Linked DNA regions of Homo sapiens: region 2 is linked to region 1. A link is a loop called in an ENCODE intact Hi-C map of the cell type or tissue named here. Cell type or tissue: A673. All regions are shown on one strand. Each heading gives the region's core, and the rest is flanking DNA. Links, peaks and the distances in the headings are about the cores only.

What was found. Peaks named below come from ENCODE experiments on the same cell type or tissue, not always from the same donor. Only the 100,000 strongest peaks of a DNase experiment are listed, where the experiment ranks them.
Region 2: a loop joins it to region 1, with 14 times the contacts of the local background. A loop is called at or near these places in 25 of 110 quality-filtered maps.

Annotation. Positions count from the first base shown.
Region 1 is chr6:122,833,917-122,846,696 of GRCh38, forward strand. No RefSeq gene overlaps it. Among named protein-coding and RNA genes, the nearest start is that of SMPDL3A, 51 kb to the left of the region's middle. RefSeq lists enhancers at 10,642-11,234, 11,235-11,828. In A673, for the core only: CTCF peaks have their summits at 4,387 and 5,749 (motif pointing left); DNase peaks (open chromatin) are centred at 4,535, 5,315 and 5,735; H3K4me3 peaks cover 371 bases; H3K27ac peaks cover 2,192 bases.
Region 2 is chr6:122,486,437-122,499,216 of GRCh38, forward strand. It overlaps a transcript of PKIB not described here. Among named protein-coding and RNA genes, the nearest start is that of SERINC1, 21 kb to the left of the region's middle. In A673, for the core only: a CTCF peak has its summit at 5,675 (motif pointing right); a DNase peak (open chromatin) is centred at 5,675.

The sequences.
Region 1 (12,780 bases), core at 1,866-9,865:
GTTATCTTAATGTTCTGGTTATTCTCCCTCAGACTTCATTGCTTAAAAGAGACTATATGCTTTAAAACCATAGTAGGCTAGTACCCATATGTCTCATCAATATCACATATTGTTCAGGGGAGGCTTATTTGAAAGTAATGTGGCACATTGGTTTTACCAGTGTTGTTTCTGAGGACTGTACCATGGAGATTCCATATGCCTTGCGGAAGCAGTTTTAGTTGGTGTTGATAACCCATTTTCACAATAGGTTTCATGGCAATCAACAGTGTTTTGACCCTCAGTTTGAACATCTGATCAAGAAGGTTTTTAAAATAAGAGCCTCATTCTACTGAGGTCCACTAACTTCTCTGTAACATGTGAACCAAACCCTAAAAGCATTTCTTGCTGCTTATCTACAATAGAATTGCAGATTATTTGTTTGATCACATGGGGCTAACAATGGTACCCCTCCTGATACTACTTTTTTTTCACAAATTAAAGGAAAGAGGAATTTGTGTTAAAAATAAAGGAAGGAGGAATTTGTGTTAAAAATAATAAAGTATGTTTTCTTATTCTTCTGGGAAGAGAGATAACTTTCTGAGAAAATTTATTCTAGTTATGAAGCAGAGGCACCGAATCACACACTTCAAATCTTTGTCACTTTTAACAAAGCTGATTGATTATGTGAGTTTATGCCTGTCACCTTTCCTTTGGTAAAGGAAGCCTTAGCTTTGTCTTTAATGTCTGAAATGTTAACAAGAATATCTTTATGTATTATTTAATAAATTTTTTATTTGATAAGTAAAGTAGCATTGTCACTGTAAAAAAATTAGAAAATGCAGAAAACATGAAGGAGAAAAATCATTCCATTATTCTATTACATAAAGGGAACCTCTCTTATTATTAAGTGATTGATAGGCTGACAGGTTATTTGCTAAAAGGAAAGCATCCAACTATCCAAGTTAGTTCTGGCACTTTTCTTTTTTAGTACTTGTTGCAGCTGAAATGATCTAATCCAGGGGTGTTCAATCTTTTGGCTTCTCTGGGCCACCTTGGAAAAAGAAGAATTGTCTTGGGCCACACATCAAATACAGTAACACTAATGATAGCTGATAAGCTTAAAAAAATTGCAGAAGAGATCTCATAATGTTTTAACAAAGTTTATGAATTTGTGTTCAGCCACATTCAAAGCCATCCTGGGCTGCATGCAGCCCATGGGCCATGGGTTGGACAAGCTTGATCTAGTCCTTTGTGAAATTTTTATTTTTATTTTTGGCTATCTCTCCACAACAAATATATAAGCTCCATGAGGACAGGTGTTGTTTTCTATGTTGTTCACTGTCGTGTCCCCAATACTATTAAGAACAATGTCTGACACTAGAAGCCATTCAGTATTTGTTAAATATTGCATTAATGAACAAGCATGAGTTACCTTTCAAGAGTCCTTGCCCAGTTGAACCTATCCTGTCTAAGCAATTTTTTCTCTTGATACTTAAATTAGCATTACAGAAAGAATCTTTCCCTAAGCTTTACATAATGTTGCAAAATCAGAAGCTAAGACTGTTGAACACTATGGGTTTGCACGGTTAGGGCAGGTTCCTTTATGTTTGTTATTAAATGATTGTTCTATTACTGGACTTCTTGGGTTGTTCAAGCTACTTTTCTTTGGTTTTCACTGAACGGAATGGCATGGATGGATGGCCATGCCTTCCTTCAATTCCTTCTGGCCTCACTGGCCTTTTGAACCTGCCAAACTCTTGTGCAGGACCTTCGCATGAGCTGTTCCCGTGCCTAGAAATCTCTTCTATGCTCTTCAGGGGACAGTTCTTTCAACTCTGTACTTGGCTGTCAGTTTCCCAGAGCAGACCCCTGACATTGTAGAGGTGTCTGTGTACACACACTTATCACTGTCTGATATGATATCACAATTGCTTAACTATTCATACATATGACATTTGTATCTATTACCTCTGTTCCCCCATCTTGCACTAGAATGTTTTCATGAGAGCATGAAATGTTTTTTGTTTACTGCAGTATCCTATAGACAGACTAAAGTAGCCAAAGCTTTATCCAAGAAACCTTACATTTACATGATATGTGCTAAGTACTAGGAATTTTAAGATGACTATGAGACTATCCCGGAGCCTCTGCTATGAACAGGCATTGTGAGCATTGCCAAGGATACAACCTTGAAGGAAGTGAGGTGAGGCAGGGTGATGCAGATAGATAATTAGAAAAATACAAATCTATCTAGGTGGTGCAGATAGATAATTAGAAAAATACAAATCGTTAAATAATTACAGTTTTGATAAGTGCTGCAAAGGAAGTCCCAGGTACTAGAATATAGCTGGGATCTGGCTTGCATGACTTTGTTACAGTAGGTGGCTAGTCAGGCATGAATGGGGCAAGAGAGGGCTCCCCCATCACCCCATCAGAAAAGTCGGGTGACCATCAGGTGATGGTCAGACAGTTGTCACACTGCCTCTAAAATAATAATTGGTCGCAGCCAGTGCCAGGGAAAGGCAGTTTCCCTATAGACAGGAAAAAACTGAAACTGGTGATCAGCAGCTTCCTGATGAGATCTTAGGAGCTGGGCAAGTGGGCTCACACATGTGCACTAAGAGGCAAAACGGTGGAATTTAACTGGTATATGACCTTCCGCGCCCATTCCACGGCAAAAGGGAAGAATGCCTCAGGTGAGCATGCGTACAACTCCAGTAAACACACCGTGCATGCTCCCCTCCCAAGCACTAGCAGGCCACTGTGTATGTGGACAACCCACACCAAGAGAAGAATCAGGGGAGAAGGAACGCAAGACCCAGAATCACGCCAACATATAAAACCCCAAGTCGGGCCGGGTGCAGTGGCTCACGCCTGTAATCCAGGCACTTTGGCAGGCCGAGGCGGATGGATCACGAGGTTAGGAGTTCAAGACCTGCCTGGCCAACATGATGAAACCTTGTCTCTACTAAAAATACAAAAATTAGCCAGGCGTGGTGGCGGGCACCTGTAATCTCAGTTACTCAGGAGGCTGAGACAGATAATTGCTTGAACCCGGGAGGCGGAGGTTGCAGTGAGCCCAGATCGCACCACTGCACTCAAGCCTGGGTGACAGAGCAAGACTCTGTCACCAAAACAAAAACAAAAAACAAACAAAACAAAAACAAAAAAACAAAACCCAAGTCAAAAGGTCAAACCCTGCACTTGTCCTTCAAAGTCGCTTGCTTGGGCCTCTTCCAAATGTACTTTTTTTTTCTTTTGTTCCTGCTCCAAAGCTTTTTTTTTTCTTTCCTTTTCTTTCTTCCTTTCTTTCTTTTTTCTTTTTCTTTTCTTTTCTTTTCTTTTTTTTTTTAAGACAGGGTCTCACTTTGTCACCCAGGCTGGAGTGTAATAGCGTGATCTTGGCTCACTGCACCATCCACCTCCCAGGCTCAAGCAATCCTCCCACCTCAGCCTCCTAAGTAGTTTTTTAAAAAATTTTTTTGTAGAGATGAGGTTTCACTATGTTGCCCAGGCTGAGCTCAGATGATCCACCTGCCTCAGCCTCCCAAAGTGCTGAGATTACAGGCATAAGCCACTGAGCCGTGCCCCTGCTCTCAAATTTTTAAGTCAACTTTCACTCATGCTCTAAAACTTGCCTCAATCTGTTCTTCTGCATTATGCCCCTCAGTCGAATTTTTTCTTCTTTGAAGACAATAATTGAGGTGGCTGCAGACCCGTATGGACTCACTGCTTGTAACTCAGATACTCACCACTGCTAACAGTTTGATTCATTCCAGGTACCCTATCTAATATTGCTCAGAACATTAGACAGAAAGACAGAGGAGTTTACTTAGTGCTCTTCAGATGCACGGTGTGGATGCTTTCTTTCTCCATTTCTCTAGCAGCCCTGTACATTTCCAACCAGAGACACCCACACATACCTATAGAGTTAGGACAAAGACACAAGGCTCCTAGGTTGGTTTTTACTTTAAGTAAAATTCTGTGAAACAGGGATGTGAATTAAATATTCTGAAATAAGTCAAATATTTGGATTAAGAATTGCCCTAAAATAGAAATCACCAACCCCATACCAGAGATGGATTTAATTAAAGTCACTTAAATACCTGATCCTGATAAAATCATTATGATTTTCGCTGGTTGCGGGCTTCATATGCAATGGTAAAATGCAATTTGGGGAGTATTTATTTTGAGATGCCATGTTAAGTCAATGCCCAAACTAATCTCCACAAGCCCTTTGATGACACTTTAATTCAAGCCAACAAAATGGTGTGTGAATTTTATTAGGGGCAATACAATATACAAATAAATTAGTTTAAACTATAATTTTTCTCTGTCATACAAATACTTTATTGACCAGAGAGCAACTCTTTACTGCCATCCCCTGATCTGTTGTGGAAATACTGCTTCTACTGGAGAAAACTAAATTATTCTATGATAGTACTAAGAAAAGAAAATTTAGTCTTTTAATCCCATGGATAAAGTTAAATGGCTTCTTTTCTAGGATGCAATATTGCCTGGATTTCAAATTGCTGTACATTAGCTTCTCCCCAAAAGTAATAAGAAACTATAGCATTTAGTTGATGCTATCTTAGAGCCCCGGGATCTCTTAAGTGGTGCTAACTTTTCTTCTCTTTCCGGAAATATTACTCATTCTCATTAAAAAAATAGATGTGGGAATAACTAAATTGAGTCAAGCTCACTCACTGATATAGCTTTACTTCACACAAAAGGGCCTTTCTATTGAACCTGTGGGTATTTAACTGAATTCCAGTAGCTCAAATACAATTTTATGAGAAATTCGTTGCCCCTTTCTTCCAGCCTGAATATGAAATTAAAATAGGCAGGAGAAGTTGAGAGGGTGTCCTGTTTAAGCAGGGTGGTTAGACCATTTACATTCAAGTTTAATATTGATACATGAGGTTTCGATCCTATCACGATATTGTTAGCTGTTTGCTTTGTAGTTTCTGCTGTGTTTTTGCTTTCTGGGGTCTGGGGGCTTTGTACTTCAGTGTGATTTCTGTTTGTTTTAGAATCATGGAATGTTAGAACCAGAAGTAAATGAGAGTCAACAAATCAGGTGCTAGCCCTTTGTGATAGTTAATACTGAGTGTCAACTTGATTGGATTGGAGAATACAAAATATTGATTCCAGGTGTGTCTGTGAGGGTGTTGCCCAAGGAGATTGACATTTGAGTCAGTGAGCTGGGAAAGGCAGGCCCACCCTTAATCTGGGTGGGCACAATCTAATCAGCTGTCAGCATGGCTAGAATATAAGCAGACAGAAAAATGTGAAAAGAGACTAGCTTAGCCTTCCCAGCGTGTATCTTTCTCCCCTGCTGGATGCTTCCTGTCCCCGAACATTGGACTCCAAATTCTTCAGTTTTGGAACTCTGACTGGCTCTCCTTCCTCCTCAGCTTGCAGACAGCCCATTGTGGGACCTTGTGAACGTGTGAGTTAATATTTAATAAACTCCCCTTTTTATATATATATATATATATATATATATATATATATATATATATATTCCATTAGTTCTGTCCCTCTAGAGAAACTAATACGCCCTTGCTGAAACCAAGGTCCAGAGAGTGAAGTGATGTTCAAGGTCACATAGCAAAACAGAGGTTGATTCTGCTACCCCTGATATCCTCTTCCACATAGGCTCTTCATGGTCTGAGTTTGGAAAACTCATCTTGTCTGTGTGCACCTGGGTTGTGATAGCTTCCCCAGCTTTCATCAAACCCTTAATTCTGTTGTGCTGCCCCCTGGTGACAAGGATTATCTACTACAGCTACAGAATTTGGCCCAAGCATGCTCCTCCCTCTGTATTCATTCAGTTGACAAATATTTATTGAGATCTACACTATGCCAGTCACCTTCTAGACACTGGAGCTTCAGTAGTAAAAAAGCAACGCACTATCTCTGTCAAACACATTAAATAACACACAAGGCTATGGAGATGATATATCAGAGAAGGGACAGGCATAGTGGCTGGAGAATTGCAAGTTTAAATCATGTGTTCCTAGGTTGACCTCTCTGGAAATAAGACGTTTGAGACAAGATTTGAAGGAAGTGAGGGCATAAGCCGTGCTGGGGCCAGGGGAAGCATGGCCTGGGCAGCAGAAATGTGAAGATGCCAAGGATCAAGAGGGCATCTGCTGGTTCTGAGGAACGGTAAAGAGGCCATTGTGCTCTGAGCTGAGTGAGATGCAGAGAATAGAGACAAGCACAGTGCCATGCAAAGGCAGAGAAGGGAAGGACCAGTGGGGCCTGCAGGCTGGAGCAAGAGTTTGGTTTTTCTCTGGATATGGGGACTGTTGGTGCCGTGACTCGGATCGGGGGACCTCCCTTGGGAGATCAATCCCCTGTCCTCCTGTTCTTTGCTCCGTGAGAAAGATCCACCTACGACCTCAGGTCCTCAGACCGACCAGCCCAAGGAACATCTCACCAATTTTAAATCGGGTAAGTGGCCTCTTCTTACTCTTCTCCAACCTCTCTCACTGTCCCTCAACCACTTTCTCCTTTCCACTCTTCAATCTCTCCCTTCTCTTAATTTCAATTCCTTTCATTTTCTGGGAGAGACAAAGGAGACACGTTTTATCAGTGGACCCAAAACTCTGGCACTGGTCACGGACTGGGAAGGCAGCCTTCCCTTGGTGTTTAATCATTGCAGGGACGCCTCTGATTATACACCCACGTTTCAAGGGTGTCAGACCACGCAGGGACGCCTGCCTTGGTCCTTCACCCTTAGCAGCAAGTCCCGCTTTTCTGGGGAAGGGGCAAGTACCTCAACCCCTTCTCTCCTTGTCTCTACCCCTTCTCTGCTTTTCCAGGGACAGGGCAAGTACCCCAACCCCTTCTCTCCTTGTCTCTACCCCTTCTCTGTTTTTCTGGGAGAGGGGCAAGTACCCCTCAACCCCTTCTCCTTCACTCTTAGCGGCAAGTCCCGCTTTTCTAGAGGAGGGGCAAGTACCCCAACCTCATACCTCTGTGCCCCAATCCCTTATTTCTGCACCCCAACCTCTTATCTGTGTGCCCCAATCCCTTATTTCTGTGCCCCAACCCCTTATTTCTGCACCCCATCCCTTATTTCCGTGCCCCGACCTCTTATCTCTGCGCCCCAACCCATTTTCCCACTTTTCTGGAAGGTAAGAACCCCCGAACCCCTTCTCTCCATTTCTCTACTCTCTCTTTATGGGCAACCTTCTACCCTCCATTCCTCCTCCTACTCCCTTGGCCTGTGTTCTCAAAAACTTAAAACCTCTTTAACACCTGACCTAAAACCTAAATGCCTTATTTTCTTCTGCAATGCCGCTTGACCCCAATACAAACTTGACAGTAGTTCCAAATAGCCAGAAAATGGCACTTTGAATTTTTCCATCCTGCAATATCTAAATAATTCTTGTCTTAAAATAGGCAAACAGTCTGAGGTGCCTGACGTCCAGGCATTCTTTTACACATCAGTCCCTTCCTAGTCTCTGTGCCCAGTGCAACTCGTCCCAAATCTTCCTTCTTTCCCTCCCACCTGTCCCCTCAGTTCCAACCCCAAGCGTCACTGAGTCTTTCTAATCTTCCTTTTCTACAGACCCATCTGACCTCTCCCTTCCTCCCCAGGCTGCTCCTCGCCAGGCCGAGCTAGGTCCCAATTCTTCCTCAGCCTCCGCTCCTCCACCCTATAATCCTTTATCACCTCCCCTCCTCACACCTGGTCCGGCTTAGTTTCGTTCCGTGACTAGCCCTCCCCCTCCCGCCCAGCAATTTACTCTTAAAAAGGTGGCTGGAGCTAAAGGCATAGTCAAGGTTAATGCTCCTTTTTCTTTATCCCAAATCAGATAGCGTTTAGGCTCTTTTTCATCAAATATAAAAATCCAGCCCAGTTCATGGCTCGTTTGGCAGCAACCCTGAGACACTTTACAGCCCTAGACCCTAAAAGGTCAAAAGGCTGTCTTATTCTCAAAATACATTTTATTACCCAATCTGCTCCTGACATTAAAACTCCAAAAATTAAATTCCAGCCCTCAAACCCCACAACAGGATTTAATTAACCTCGCCTTCAAGGTGTACAATAATAGAAAAAAGTTGCAATTCCTTGCCTCCACTGTGAGACAAACCCCAGCCACATCTCCAGCGCACAAGAACTTCCAAATGCCTGAACGGCAGTGGCCAGGCGTTCCTCCAGAACCTCCTCCCACAGGAGCTTGCTACACATGCCGGAAATCTGGCCACTGGGCCAAGGAATGCCCGCAGCCCGGGATTCCTCCTAAGCCGCGTCCCATCTGTGTGGGACCCCACTGAAAATTGGACTGTTCAACTCACCTGGCAGCCACTCCCACAGCCCATGGAACTCTGGCCCAAGGCTCTTTGACTGACTCCTTCCCAGATCTTCTCGGCTTAGCAGCTGAAGACTGACACTGCCCGATCTCCTCGGAAGCCCCCTAGACCATCACGGACACCGAGCTTCGGGTAACTCTCACAGTGGAAGGTAAGCCCGTCCCCTTCTTAATCAATACGGAGGCTACCCACTGCACATTACCTTTTTTTCAAGGGCCTGTTTCCCTTGCCTCCATAACTGTTGTGGGTATTGATGGCCAGGCTTCTAAACCTCTTAAAACTCCCCAACTCTGGTGCCAACTTAGACAATACTCTTTTAAGCACTCCTTTTTAGTTATCCCCACCTGCCCAGTTCCCTTATTAGGCTGAGACACTTTAATTATCTGCTTCCCTGACTATTCCTGGACTACAGCTATATCTCATTGCCGCCCTTCTTCCCAATCCAAAGCCTCCTTTGCATCCTCCTCTTGTATCCCCCCAACCTTAACCCACAAGTATAAGATACCTCTACTCCCTCTTAGGCAACCGATCATGCACCCCTTACCATCTCATTAAAACCTAATCACCTTTACCCTACTCAACGCCAATATTCCATCCCGCAGCACACTTTAAAAAGATTAAAGCCTGTTATCACTCGCCTGCTACAGCATGGCCTTTTAAAGCCTATAAACTCTCCTTACAATTCCCCCATTTTACCTGTCCTAAAACCAGACAAGCCTTACAAGTTAGTTCAGGATCTGCACCTTATCAACCAAATTGTTTTGCCTATCCACCCGGTGGTGCCAAACCCATACACTCTCCTATCCTCAATACCTGCCTCTACAACCCATTATTCTGTTCTAGATCTCAAACATGCTTTCTTTACTATTCCTTTGCACCCTCAATCCCAGCCTCTCTTCGCTTTCACTTGGACTGACCCTGACACCCATTAAGCTCAGCAAATTACCTAGGCTGTACTGCCGCAAAGCTTCACAGACAGCCCCCATTACTTCAATCAAGCCCAAATTTCTTCCTCATCTGTTACCTATCTCGGCATAATTCTCATAAAAACACACGTGCTCTTCCTGCCAATCGTGTCCGACTGATCTCTCAAACCCCAGCACCTTCTACAAAACAACAACTTCTTTCCTTCCTAGGCATGGTTAGCACGGTCAGAATTCTTACACAAGAGCCAGGACCACACCCTGTAGCCTTTCTGTCCAAACAACTTGACCTTACTGTTTTAGCCTAGCCCTCACGTCTGCATGCAGCAGCTGCCGCTGCTTTAATACTTTTAGAGGCCCTCAAAATCACAAACTATGCTCAACTCACTCTCTACAGTTCTCATAACTTCCAAAATCTATTTTCTTCCTCATACCTGACGCATATACTTTCTGCTCCCCGGCTCCTTCAGCTGTAGTCACTCTTTAAGTCCCACAATTACCATTGTTCCTGGCCTGGACTTCAATCTGGCCTCCCATGTTATTCCTGATACCACACCTGACCCCCATGACTGTATCTCTCTGATCCACCTGATATTCACCCCATTTCCCCATATTTCCTTCTTTCCTGTTCCTCACCCTGATCACGCTTGATTTATTGATGGCGGTTCCACCAGGCCTAATCGCCACACACCAGCAAAGGCAGGTTATGCTATAGTACAAGCCACTAGCCCGCCTCTTAGAACCTCTCATTTCCTTTCCATCGTGGAAATCTATCCTCAAGGAAATAACTTCTCAGTGTTCCATCTGCTATTCTACTGCTCCTCAGGGATTATTCAGGTCCCCTCCCTTCCCTACACATCAAGCTCGAGGATTTGCCCCACCCAGGACTGGCAAATTAGCTTTACTCAACATGCCCTGAGTCGGATAACTAAAATACCTCTTAGTCTAGGTAGATACTTTCACTGGATAGGTAGAGGCCTTTCCTACAGGGTCTGAGAAGGCCACCGCAGTCATTTCTTCCGTTCTGTCAGACATAATTCCTCAGTTTAGCCTTCCCACCTCAATACAGTCTGATAACAGATGAGCCTTTATTAGTCAAATCAGCCAAGCAGTTTTTCAGGCTCTTAGTATTCAGTGAAACCTTTATATCCCTTACGGTCCTCCGTCTTCAAGAAAAGTAGAATGGACTAAAGGTCTTTTAAAAACACACCTCACCAAGCTCAGCCACCGAAAAGGACTGGACAATACTTTTACCACTTTCCCTTCTCAGAATTCAGGCCTGTCCTCGGAATGCTACAGGGTACAGCCCATTTAAGCTCCTGTATAGACGCTCCTTTTTATTAGGCCCCAGTCTCATTCCAGACACCAGACCAACTTAGACTGTGCCCCCCAAAAAACTTGTCATCCCTACTATCTTCTGTCTAGTCATACTCCTATTCACCGTTCTCAACTACTCATACATGCCCTGCTCTTGTTTACACTGCCGGTTTACACTGTTTTTCCAAGCCATCACAGCTGATATCTCCTGGTGCTATCCCCAAACTGCCACTCCTAACTCTTGAAGTAAATAAATAATCTTTGCTGGCAGGACTATGCTGAATCTCCTTAGGCACTCTCTAATCAGATATCCTGAGTCGTCCCAATTCTTAGAACTTTTATACCTGTTTTTCTCCTTCTGTTATTCCATTTAGTTTCTCAATTCATCCAAAACCGTGTCCAGGCCATCACCAATCATTCTATACGACAAACTTTTCTTCTAACATCCCCACAATATCACCCCTTACCACAAGACCTCCCTTCAGCTTAATCTCTCCCACTCTAGGTTCCCACGCCGCCCCAATCCCGCTTGAAGCAGCCCTGAGAAACATCGCCCATTCTCTCTCCGTACCACCCCCCAAAAATTTTCGCTGCCCCAACACTTCAACACTATTTTGTTTTATTTTTCTTATTAATATAAGAGGGCAGGAATGTCAGGCCTCTGAGCCCAAGCCAAGCCATCGCATCCCCTGTGACTTGCACGTATAAGCCCAGATGGCCTGAAGTAACTGAAGAATCACAAAAGAAGTGAATATGCCCTGCCCCACCTTAACTGATGACATTCCACCACAAAAGAAGTGTAAATGGCCGGTCCTTGCCTTAAGTGATGACATTACCTTGTGAAAGTCCTTTTCCTGGCTCATCCTGGCTCAAAAACACCCCCACTGAGCACCTTGCGACCCCCACTCCTGCCCGCCAGAGAACAAACCCCCTTTGACTGTAATTTTCCTTTACCTGCCCAAATCCTATAAAACGGCCCCACTCTTATCTCCCTTTGCTGACTCTCTTTTCGGACTCAGCCCGCCTGCACCCAGGTGAAATAAACAGCCATGTTGCTCACACAAAGCCTGTTTGGTGGTCTCTTCATACGGACGCGCATGAAAGGGACCACTGGCCTTTCGTGAGTAGAGGTATGACATGAACCTTCGGAAGCCTTTGGAGTCAGTCCTCTGACTGCTGCATTGCGAATACACAGGAGTGGGGGCCACAGTGGAAGTAGAGAGGCCTAGCATGAGGCCATTGCAATAACAGAGACAAAACGATGGCAGTGAGTAGTGGGGAGACAGCTGTGAGGCAAGACCCTGTACATGTCCTGAAGTTAGAGCCATTAGCCTTTGCTGATGATGTGATGTAGGAGGTGTGGGAAAGAGACACATCAATGTTGACCCCCAAATGTTCTACCTGAACATGAAAGAATGGAGTGGCCATTAAATGTGATAAGAAAAGGCTGAGTGAGAAGCAGATTCTCAGAAGAAGATGAGGAGCTCAGTTTAGAACGTGTCAATGTTTCTATTTATTTACATATTGATTACTTACAGTGCTCTTCCTTCCCTCATGTAGATCCAAATTAGCATCTGGTATAATTTTCCTTCTATCAGAAGAACTTCCTTTAACATTTCTTTTAGTCCACATCTGCTGGTGACTAATCCCCTCAGCATTTTCTGAAAACATCTTCATTTTACTTTCAATTTTGAAAGATATTTTCACTGGATATGGAATTCTGGGTCAGCAGTTCCTGCCTCCCCCCACCTCCTACCCCTACCCCAATCAATAACTTTGGTTGCTTCAATGTCTTCTGACTTTTATAGTTTCTGACAAGAATTCTTTTGTCATACTGATCTTTGTCCTTTGAATTTAATATACTTTTCTTTCCTGGTTGAGCTGAAACTGTTTGCTTCGTCATGTGTTTTCAGCAATTTGATTATGGTATGCCTTGGTGTGGTGCCCTGTATGTAAGTCCTAATAAACTCATCTAGTTGTCAAGCTGGACTTGTCTGAGTCATTCTCTGGTCTCTCAGCACCTTCCTTGTTTGTGGGGGGAGAATGTTATAGTCCTAAGTTTTTCTCATAACGGTAGTTTCACTTGATATGCTGGAGGGTATTGCCAATAGGCAAAGGAAATCTTTTTTCTCTCCTTTCCATTTTATAGGGCTTATCACTGGAACCCAGTATTTTCTTTCTTTTAAAATTATATGCATACATATACATAAATTATGCACATACATGTGTG
Region 2 (12,780 bases), core at 1,932-9,931, 350 kb before region 1:
ATTTATTATTTCATGTTTAATGCATTTTAAGTTTATTTCTGTTATACATTTTCATTTATAAGTTTCATCCTCTATGTTCCAATAGTATCTAACTTCCATTATGTTCCTTCTAATTTCATTTCTCATATTAGTTTTTTGTGTGTATGATTTTTTTTCTTTATCTCTTGTTTCTTTCTAGTTTTTCTACTAATGTGTATCTCCTTTTATTGTCTTACCATTTCTTCCTCAAGTTCTAACATTTCTGCTTTATGGTATTCTAGTTAGAGTGAATTTTATTAATACATTTTTAATTTTATGGCAGAGTATTTGATCACAGTTTGAATCTGCACCATGACATTTTTCATGTAATTTTACTTTTGCTTTTTAAAAGTACTGTGTTTTAAAACATCTTAGTTGAAATAACTCTAGATTTGCAGAAAAGTTATAATACTATGAAGAATTCCATCTACCCTTTATCCCAATTCCCCAAATGTTAACCTTTTGCCACACTTGCTGTCTGTCTATCTATCTATCTAACTACTATTTTCTGAATCAATTAAAAATAAGTTGTAGACATGATGCTGTATTTCATGTAACTACATAAATATTTATTTCTTCAAATGTAAAAGCATTTTACTGCATAACCACAATGTACCAAAATCAGAAAATTAATAGGTAAAATGCTTCTTTCTACATTGAACATATTCACATTTTGCCAATTGTCCCAGTGATATATTTTATAACAAAAAAATAAATAAATAGTTTATCTGGTCCAGGGTCCAATAGAGGATTATGTGTTGCATTTAGTTGTCATGTCTCTTGATTATCTGACAATCCAGAACCCATATTCAGTCTTTTCTTTCATGACCTTGTTATTTTTTTGAAGAATGAAAGTTAGTTAAATTGTATCATACCTCTTATGTTTAGATTCATCTGATATTTCTTTGTGATTAGATTCAGCTTGTTATGTTCTGAATATTCATGTTTGTGTTCACCCCCCAAAATTCATACATTGAAACCTAATCACCAGTGTGATGGTATTAGAAGGTGGGGCCTTTTGGGAGGTGATGAGGTTGTTAGGGGACAGCCTTCATGATTGGGATTTATGCTCTTATAAAAGAGACTCCAGAGAGCTAACTAGCGCTTCTACCATGTGAAGACACAGCAAGAAGGTGCTGTTTTGTTGTGTTTTGAGACAGGCCCAACTGTAGCATCAGCTGACTCCATGGGGAAGCTCTGGATGACCCTTTAGTCTTGACTGGAAGCAGACTCTCACCAGACACCAAATCTATTAACACTTTGATCATAGACTTCCCAACCTCCAGAAATGTGAGAAACAAATTTCTGTTGTTTATACGCTACCCAATTTAAGGTTTTTAGTTATAGCAGCCTGAATGAACTAAGTCACAGCTTAGGCATTCAGGACAGGGATATGAGAGAAGCGATGCTGTGTTCTTCTCATTGTATTAATACTGCATCAGTAAACATATGGTGCTGATTTGTCCCATTACTGATGATAACACATTTATCACTCGTTTAAAGTGATATCTTCCAGGTTTCTCAATTGTAAAGTTTCTGTTTCTCTCTTTAGTAAGTATTTTGGAGGGATATGTTTTTAGACTGTAAATATGTTGTTCCTCAGTAATTATTTACCCATTCATTTCAGCATCCATCCAAGGTTCTTATCTCAATATGTTCTTATTATGGCTACCAAATTGTAATTTTCTCATTTCATCATTCTTTCTACATTTAACTTGCATTTGGCTGGAAGTAATAGCTTTTTCTTTCATATATATATATTCATATATATACACACACACACGCATGTATGTACACACACAAACACACACATCTCCTTATAGATTTCTGTTTATTTAATGAGTTTATAGTCTATTGTTATAATTATTTATCTTGTTGCTCTATTTGCTACGTATTTGGCAAACGGGGAAACCCCCCACCTAGAAGCTGAATACTGTCTTTTACTTTTTCCCTTCATATTCTTTTGTTTGAGCTCTTCTTTTCTGGCACAAGATCTTCCAGGGTCTCACTGTGTTGCCCAGGCTGGAGTACAGTGGTACCATCATGGTTCACTGCAGCCACTCCCTCCCTGGACTCGGGTGATTCTCCTGCCTCAGATTCCAGAGTAGTTGGGACAACAGGCACACCATTATGGCCAACTAATTTTTGTATTTTTTTTTTGTAGAAATGGGGTTTTGCCATGTTGCCCAGGCTGTTCTCAAACCAGTTTATATTATTCTTTCATTTCTCCAAGGAGCTCTTGTTCTACGTTAGAGAAGAATGATACTTAGAAACCAACATTGGAGCACTACGTCTGCTCACTGCTCCTGGGATTAATTGCTTCTAGGCTTTCCCACCAGGCAGAGGTAGAAAATGTCTGTCACTCACATACACAAACATTTGTATCTACTTCTGTATCTATCTGTCTATCTCTGTCTATCTAAGAAATTGTGTGTTCCCAGTGATAATTCCAATTGAAACATAATACCACAGGGATCATTCTGGCCATTGGCTTTTCATATTTGTAACTCATTTATCCAATAGTGAGAAACTTGGTTCTCATTATTCTCAATTTATTCACTTATTTGCTTTTTCCTCCTGTATATAATCAAACTCCTGACCCAGAAAGTTGCCTTCTAGGCCCTGCCCACCTCAATAGCCCCAATAGTTTCCTTGGTCCTAAAGTTTCTACTTGTGTTAGCTGCCTCAAAGGACAGGAAGTAAAAAGAATTAATAGATTTTTTTAAAGAAGGGGGAAAAATAAGAGACTTTTAAAAATAGTATTTCATTTATTATTATTATTATTATTATTATTGTTATTATTATTATTTTTGAGAAAAGTCTTGCTTTGTTGCCCAGGCTGGAGTGCAGTGGTACAGTCTCAGCTCACTTCAACCTCTGCCTCCCAGGTTCAATTTATTCTCCTGCCTCAGCCTCCTGAGTAGCTGGGATTACAGGCACCTGCCACCACACCCAGCTAATTTTTGTATTTTTAATAGAAATGGGGTTTTGCCATGCTGGCAAGGCTGGTCTTGAACTCCTCACCTCAAGTGATTCAGCTGCCTCAGCCTCCCAAAGTGCTGTGATTACAGGCATGAGCCTGGCCAAAACAGTAATTTAAAAATGGATTCTCTCCTTTTAAAATACTACTTATCATTGAATGAGTTAGGCTTTCCTGGACTGGCCATTTGTAAGAGGTTTCTTTTGGGATATGAAGGAAAGATAAAGTTTCTGGCTAAGTAATTTTCATAGAGCAAAAGCTTTCTCCTTTCCTGTTACAGAGTCATGTTACTTCTTATAAATATGATTTTTCTGTATAATTCTTTTTATAGCCCCAGGCCTTCTTAAGAAGAAAGACATGACAACTCAATCCATTCAGTCTTTGTACTAACGGTCACAAAAAAGGAATATTACTTTTTGGCTTCACAGTATACCCACACTTTCAGGAAGTATATTTTGCAAGTGCTTTTTGAGATCTATTTTTCAGTGGATCCCTGCTCTTGAGATTTATCACCAGGGATTCTTGTTTTCACTGCCCTTTCTGTGTATACAAAAAAATGTCATGTGCTTTTGATAGTGTTTGATATAAAATGGAGTCTGGGAGTTAAATATGCATCCAAGTTCTTCAAAAATAGTTTGCAAACTTATGAAAGCTTCTTCTTGTAGCTTTTGAATAATTTCCAAGAAAAAGGGAAAATGCTGATTTATAGAGTCATTCAAATTGTGTCTAAGTCCTCCAAAAATGTTTTTCAAACTTATAAAAGCATCTTCTTGTAGCTTTTGAATAATTTCCAGGAGAAAGAAAAGGTGCTGCTTTATATAGTTATGTTTGTAGTTGTCACATGTTGGCTTCTTCAGGAAGGAGGCTCTGAGATGAAGTTTAGCGTGAGGATGTTTATTAAAGTGTGCCCTTACCAAAGAGATCAATACAACTGGCAGGGAGGGAAAGAAAACAGTAGTAGTATTATGGTTTGGATGTTTACCTCTTCCAAATCTTATGTTGAAATATGATTCCAAATGTTGGAGGTGGGGACTGGCGGGAGGTGATTGGATCATGGAGAAAGGTCCCTCATGAGTGGTTTAGCACCATCCTCTCGGTGATGAGTGAGTTTCCTTTCAGTTCACACAGAGATCTGGTTGTTTTGAATCTGGGACCTCTCCCTTCTCTCTTTCTTGCTCTCATTCTCATCATGTGGCATATTGGCTACCCTTTGTCTTCCACCATGAGTGTAAGCTTCCTGAGTGCCTCAGCAGAAGATGACAGCACTATGTTTCGTGTACAGCCTGCAGAACCATAAGCCAATTCAACCTCTTTTATTTATAAATTCCTCAGTCTCAGCTATTTCTTTATAGCTAGCAAAAATTGCCTAATACAAGTAGGCAGAGGAAGAAGTTGTGCTGTGATACAGCCCAGCTTTAGCCTCAGCTGAATCCATAGGGAAGCTCTAGAACTAGAATGACCCTTTAGAGTTGCCTGAATGGGGCTAAGATCACCCATCAGTGATTATGTTAGTGGCAGTGAATCTATACTGGTCTCCAGCAACCTCAGTTCCTGCCTCCTCAGAAGAAAAAATTTGAGGGGCATAAAGGAGAAGAAGAGACTGAGACAAGTTTTAGAGCAGGAGTGAAAGTTTATTAAAAAGCTTTACAGCGGGAAGAAAAGTACACTAGGAAGAGGCCCAAGCAGGCCACTTGAAGGACAAGTGTGGGGTTTGACCTTTTGACTTGGGGTTTTATATCTTGACATACTTCCATGGTCTTGCATCCCTTATCTCTTTATTCTGCACTTGGAGCTGCCTGTTCTCATGCACAGTGTGTTACTGGAGTTATACGCATGCTCACTTGAGGCATTCTTCTCTTTACCAGTGGAATGCTTCTGGAAGGTCATATACCAGTTAAACTCCACCATTTTGCCTCTTAATGTGCATGCTTGAGCTCACTCACCCAATTCCTGAGATCTTTTTGGGAATCATCTATTATTATTTTAGAGAGGCAGTGTGACAACTGCCTGACCATCACCTGATGGTCACCTGACATTCCTGTTGGAGTTGGGGGAGCCCTCTCCTCCCCCGCTCATGCCTGGCTAGCTACCTACTGTAAAAATTAGTCATTAACGTAGGCCTCTAGAAGGGACGTGTGGCCTTGGGCAAACCAAGTCTTCCTGAAGAAGTGAACAGCTGAAAGATGTCTGCAGATAGCACTCCTCACTACTGGTGCAACAAGTCATTTCTTGAAAATAGGTTGTGGAAGCACATTTCAGTGTCCTGGTGCATAGCCTTTGAATACACACTCCTCTGAGTTATAGTTTTGATCTGATTTCATAGCCATTTATGACTCAAAAATATCAAGAATCACTGCATTATTGGGAACATTCATTATTTCTGTACCTTGTTTTTATCTAGAAAACTAAGGTTAATCTAGAAAGATTTGAGCTGAATTTCTAAAGCTACTCGGTAAAAATAAATATGTTGTTTTTACAGTCAGCAAATTTTCTTTAGTTATATGTTAGAATTATGAGTACTGAAAGCCCTTTGTAATTCCACTACATTACTAAAAGCTAAGACTCACCAACTGTGGATTAGTTACGCAGATATTTCAAAAACACTTGGAGGTTTTATTCAGAGGCTTAAGCCACACATCTCAGCGCTTGAGAGGGTAGCCTAGAACCAAGAGGGGGCAGCAGAGGGCCACCAGAACAGTGAGGGAGAGGTATGAGAACATGTCAGTTGAAAGGATACTGATTTTAGAGAGAGAAATACATTTATGTATTCATGCTAAACACAGAAGGAGGAGTTATGGCTTAAGAAAAATTGATTGTAAGCATATTGAGAGAATCTCTGGTTGTTCGTGGGTAGTGTTCATGGGACAAAAACTGAGCAGAGGAAAAGCAAGTAGAATTCAGGTTATAGGGAAGTCATGAGCTTCTTAGGGAACGTGTGCCTTTTAGATCTACGACCTATGGTTACTTCGGGCTCTTTATCACTGATAACATTAAGCACTCAGGGAACAATATGGGACCAGCGATAGCCTCAGTAATGTTTCCAGATATATATTTATATTGCTTTTCCACTAATTCCTAGACCAGAGTAATGGACTTAAGAGACATTCTTTCAAAGAAAATTTTTCCCCAAAGAACCAGTTTTTGCTTTTAGTGATCAAACTACATTTTCCTCTCAGTTTCTAGTTTGACTTATTATTTTTATAACTCTAACATTTTATGTTTTATTTTATTGAAGCATTTGTTCTTTTTATATTTTTCTGTAAAGTAATTTAAGCATAAGAGGTTATGAGTTTGCCCCAGTATAGCTTTATCATATCTTATATATATTTTAAGAGAAAGAGTTTTTTTTTTTTTAATTTTCTCAATATTCTTTACTGGAAGCTTTGGTTTCCTTTTAACCCAATAATTATTTAAGACATGTTTTCCATTTTCCACAAAGGCAAGCCTTTTTGTTTAAGCCATTGTCATTAAATTACAGTTTTATTACATTTTAGTCAGAAGATATGACTTTTATTACTTCTACTCTGGCATAAGGTTTTGTGTCCCAGTAGATAATTAATTTCTCTTTCATGAATTATTGAAAAGGATATATTTTCTATTACAAGTTATCTATTGTCTATCTAAACTCAACTTCATTAATTAGGTTAATTTTAGACTTTCCAATATTTTCCGAATTTTTAAAAAGAAATCCCTTTGAACTGTCAAAGCATGATGCTATGGTCTGAATATCTGTGTCCCCCCTGCAAATCTACATGTTGAAACTTAATCACCAATGTTACTGTGTTAGGAGTTAGGACCTTTGGGAAGTGAATGAGATCAGTGCTCTTATAAATTGGCTCCAGAGAGCTCCTTCGTCCCTTTCACCATGTGAGGACACAGCTAGAAGACACCATCTGTGAACCAGAAAGTGAGTCCTTATCAGACACTGAATCTGCTGGCACCTTGACTTCTTAGCCTTCAGAAATGTGAGAATTAAATTTCTGTTGTTTATAAGATACACAATTTATGATATGTTGTTATAACAGCCCAAACATATATGATGTATTGAAATCTTCTATGAAAAATTGTGTGATTTTCCTCAATTTCTTCATGTTTCTAACAGATTTTATTTTATTATGCATATCTGAAGCTGTGCTTTTCAGCATATAAATGTTTATTGTTCTATAACTTTGATATAGGTAGTGCCTCATAAGTAGTACCTCTTGTCTGAGAGTCTATTTTGTTTTCTTCCATGACCCTGTGAACTCCAAGGAGTTTTCTAAAATATTTTCTGCTTTGGTAGTATGCAAAATTCCTAGGCCTGAAATTTCTTTAATTATCTTTACATGAGGGGTGGTCTAGCTAGTCCAGTCTTTGCCGACTTAACCTTGGTCTTCCTCTCTGTACCTTCACTCTAGTTATATTGAATTCTGGACCACAGCCAGGGACCACATTGTTCCCACTAATCCTGTTCTTGCAGTCATTTATCTACTGTGGCTCTTCTGGAAAGAAACGGGATCTTCTCCCATCCTCTCTGCTTGCTTTATTGCTTGCTTTAAATATTTAACTATTTTATTAAGTTGTCCTTAAGAGTCATGAGACATATATGCCCATGTTAATATCAAATAAAAATTTTGAAAAACCTATTAGTAATTTAAAATCAATTACTAAATCCCACTTTATATACGGCCAAGTTAATTCCACACAGACCTTGAACTTTCTTATTTGAGAACATGCTTGATTAATTCAAATTAAATCCAAACACCAAAAGTTCAGAAAACTTGAAAGGAATGCTATGGCATTAAAAAACTTTCATTTAATCTTTGGAATAGTAAGAAAAATCTGCTTGCTAGTTTGGAAGTTGCTAGCTCTGAGACCTTAATTGAGCCATCTAACTTTTCTGGACTTCTATTTACCCTTTTCTAAAACAGTAGGCATTGGGCCAATGGTACAATATGGAACTTCTTCCTGGCAGGTGTTCAGAAGTATGTAGGGCTGTTTTTGTTGTCACAGTAACTGAAGAGTGCTATGGCACAAGGGTTTAAAACATGAGACAGTTTTATACTAAAGAGAATTGTCTCAACAAAATGCCAAAAATACCCCCTTGGGAAATACTGGAAGATGATCAGCAAGTTTTACTAATTTTGTGGTTCCAGAACAGGTGGTGAAAAATAATGGGAAAAAAAATTGCCTTTAAGTAAATCTTGAAGATGGCAGACTTAGCACTCTCACACAGAGAAACAGGGTAGAGAGTAAACACTTGCTCTTCAAGTGGGTCATCAAAGGGATCGTTTCTGGATTCACCAAAGAAGCGACAGGAACCAAAAAGAACAAACAGAAGTGAAGCCAGGCAGCCTCCTACTCAGAACTGGTGTGGAGCCAGCGGAAGCCTCCTAATGTGGAGAAATGATGAGGGAATGAGTGTCCCCAGAGGATCCACACTTCCTCCGTGAACCTTGCAATCCTGGGCATGGGAGAACCTCCCTGACACCTTCACTCCTCCAGGCCAATACAGAGAGCCACCTGGAGTCTTTGCACAGGCACTGTTTAAGCCCATGTGAAGCCCCAGAGGACTTGGACCCTTGGTGTCAACAGTTATAGCCCTGCTAGAGGATGCAGCCACAGTGCTGAGGAGTGGCCAGACTGCCCTGCTATTTCCTGCCAGGCAGGATCTACAGCTTGGGCTCCCAGCACAGTGGCCCTGCCCCCAATCCAAACATTTTGGTTGGTGACAGCTCCTCATTCTTCTGAGCCAAAACTCTCAGAGGTAATAGACAAGGTTTAGCACCTCTGCATGCCACCAATAGCAAAGTCCACCCTCTTGGGTGGGAGGGAAGTGCAAGTGTATCACATGCCCTACAGTCTTTACTGCTGCAGCTGAGGGGGTCCTGCCTTCCTCGGTGGAAGGCCCATAGCACAGCTGCCCTGCCCCCACCTGAACATTTCACCTGTGGTCCAGAGCCCTTCTGAAAGCCCAACCCCCACAGGCCTGTAATATCCCCTCAGATCCTCTACCACTTAAGTGTTCCATCTGCCCCTGCCTGAGAGTTTGGTTGGTGATCTGGGGACCAGGCCACCCCTCCCCATCACAGCCAGCACTTGACTTCTGGGCTAGCCCAACCCTAGTCCTGGCCCTTCAGGAGTCATATATGCTATCTAGTGGGCCACCTGGGGCCTCGGAACTGGGGAAACTACCTACCCCATTCCAACTCAGCTGGCATCTGGCCGATTCCCCCAGTGTCTGAGGTCAAGCTGACCAAATCAGCCAATACCACCACACAACTCACTTGCATGAGTCCAAATGTGGAGCCACCCCTTTATAAGAAGCGGAAGTACTCTCACATTGGAGAACAGGAGAGCCAGGAAGCTATATGTATCCGGTTGGGTGACAAGATTATACCCTGAAACCACTTCCACAGAGAGTGGTGAAACAGGTGTTTCCCATGGCTTTCAACCATATTGTGGTCCAGAGTGGTCCAGCTGCTGCAGCCTCTCCCCCACATGGAGACTCATTTCCCCAGATGATCCTCCTAGTCACTCTTGTCAGAGCTGGTGTTTACACTTGCCATCTCTGTATTCATAGGCAAGCTTGGGGCTCCAGCTCAACCCAGCTGTGTCCCCCAACCCCCATGAAAAGCTCAGGGCACCAGGTACTTCACTGTCCAGTCCTTCACCCAAGACAACAGAAAGCACCTCATGGTAAAGAAAGATCAGGTACACAACTACCTGCTTGTGCTACAGTGCTCTTACCTGCAAGTGCTGTCTACTGGCCTGTAGGTCAAACCACATGGCATAGTATAAAATCTGAAGTGACAGAAGTGCAAAGGGCTATAGAAGTAAAGCCAAAAGACCCTAACCAACACATTTATCTCCAGATTTGAAAGAACTAGTATAAGAATTCTGGCACCATGAAAAATATGAATGTTGCAACACCACCAAAGGATCATTCTTTTCAGAAATGGTCTCTAACCAAAATGGAAGCTCAGAAATGACAGTTAAAGAATTCAAAGCATAGATGTCAAGGAAACTTGATGAAATCCAACACAAGATTTAAAATCAATACAAATACACTTCTAAAGTAATCCAGGAAACTAAGGAAAAGATAAATCTTCTAAAAAGAAATCAATCAGAGCTCCTGGAATTAAAAATTGCTTAAGAAATTCTAAAATACAATTGAAAGTTTTATCAGTAGACTAAACCAAAGAGAAGAGAGGATTTTAGAGCTTGAAAACTATTCTTTTAAACTAATCCAGTCAGACAAAAATTTTTAAAAATTCAAAAAATGAGCAAAGTCTCCAAGAAATATGAGATTACTTAAAGTGACCAAGTCTATAAATTATTGGCATTCCTAAAAGATAAGGATACAAAGTAAACCTGAAAAATATATTTAAGGGAATAATTCAAGAAAATTTTCCTAATCTTGCTAGAGATTTCTTATATCCAGATGCAAGAAATTCAGAGAATACTTTCCAGATACTATACAAAATGAATGTTATTAAAGGATATAGTCACCAGACTGCCTAAGGTCAATGCTAAAGAAAAAACTTGAAAGATAGCTAGAGAAAAAGGTTAGATTACATGCAAAGGCAACCGCATCAGGCTAAAAGCAGACCTTTCAGCAGAAACCTTTCAAGCTTGAAGAGATTGGGAGCCTATTTTCAGCATTCTCAAAGAAAAGAAATTCCAATCAAGAATTTTATATCCTGCCAAACTAAGCTTCATAAGTGAAGGATAAATAAAATCTTGTTCAGACAAGAAATCACTAGGGGAGTTTGTTACCTCTAGACCAGCCTTACAAAAGATTATTCAGGAAGTTTAAACATGGAAACAAAAAACAATACCTACTACCATAAAATCACACTTAAGTATATAGCCCACAGAACCTATACAACAACTACACAATAGCAACTACAAAGCAACCAGCTAACAACTTTATGATAGAATCAAAACTTCACATTATAATATTAGCCATGAATGTAAATGGTATTCACACCCTACTTAGAAGGCAAAGAGCAGCAAGTTGGATAGAAAAGCAAGACCCATTCATCTGCTGTCTTCAAGAGACTCAGCCCACATGTAACGACACCCATAGTCTCAAAGGGTTGAAGAAAGATCTATCATGTAAGTGGAAAACTAAAAGAGATCAGGGGTCATTATTCTTAGACAAAATAGACTTTAAAACATCAACAATAAAAAAAGACAAAGAAGGGCACTACATAATGATAAAGGGTTTAATTGAACAAGAAGACTGAACTATCCTAAATATATACATAATCAACAATGGAGCACCCAAATTAATAAAATAAGTACTTCCAGACCTATGAAAAGACTTAGCCACGCAATTATAGTGGGGGACTTTACCATTCCACTGATGGCATTAGACAGATCATAGAGGAAGAAAACTAATAAGAAAGTCTGGGCTTAAATTCAACACTTGACCAACTGGACACAATAGGCATCTACAGGACACTCTACCCATCAACCAACCACAGAATATACATTCTTCTTATCTGCACATGAAACATACTCTCAGATCGACCCCATGCTCAGCCATAAAGCAAATATTAATAAATTTAAAAAATCAAAATAATACCAACCATACTTTTGGGCCACAGTGGAACAAAAATACAAATCACTACCAAGAAATTCTCTCAAAACCACCCAATTACATGGAAATGAAATAACTTGCTCCTGAATGCTGTATTCATCTGTTTTTATGCTGCTGATAAAGACATAACTGAGACTAGGCAATTTACAAAAGAAAGGTGTATTGGACTTACAGTTCCACGTGGCTTGGGAGGCCTCACAATCATGGTAGAAGGTGTACAGCACACCTCATATGGTGGTGGACAAGGGAAGAGAGCTTGCGCAGGGAAAGTCCCATTTTTAAAACCAGTAGATCTCGTGAGACTCATTCACTATCAGGAGGACAGTGCAGGAAAGACCTGCCCCCATAATTCAATCACCACTCACCAGGTTCCTCCCATGACATGTGGGAATAGTGGGAGTTACCATTCAAGATGAGATCTGGGTGTGGACACAGCCAAACCATATCAAATGACTTTTGGGTAAACAACAAAAATAAGGCAGGAATAAAATACTTTTTTGAAATAAAACAGACACAACATACCAAAATCTCTGGGATGCAGCAAAAGCAATGTTAAGAGGAAAGTTTATAGCATTAAATGCCTACATCAAGACTTTAGAAGGATTTCAAAGTAATGAGCTAACATCACATCTAGACAAACTAGAAAAACAAGAACAAACTACAAAGCCAGTAGAAGAAAAGAAATAACTAAAATCAGAGGAGAACTGAATGAAACGAAGAGGCAAAAATCCTTACAAGGGATCAATGAAATATAAAGTGAGTTCTTTAAACGAATAAACAAGATTGATGACCACTAGCTAGATTAACAGAGAAGTGAGAGAAGATTCAACTAAGCTTAATCAGAAATGCCAAAGGCAACATTAGAACTGATCTTATGGAAATACAAAAGATCCTCAGAGACTATTATAAACACCTCTATGTATACAAATTAGAAAATCTAGAGGAAATGAATAAATGCCTGGAAACACACAATCTCCCAAGACTGAATGAGGAACAAATTGAAAGCCTGAACTGACCAATATCAACTTCTAAAACTGAATCAGTAATTTAAAAACCTACCAACCAAAAAGAACCCTGGATCAGATGGATTCACAGCCTAATTCTACCAGACATACAAAGAAGAGTTGCTACCAATCCTACTAAAACTATTCCAAAAAACTGAGGAACAGGGACTCTTCTCTAACACATTGTACAA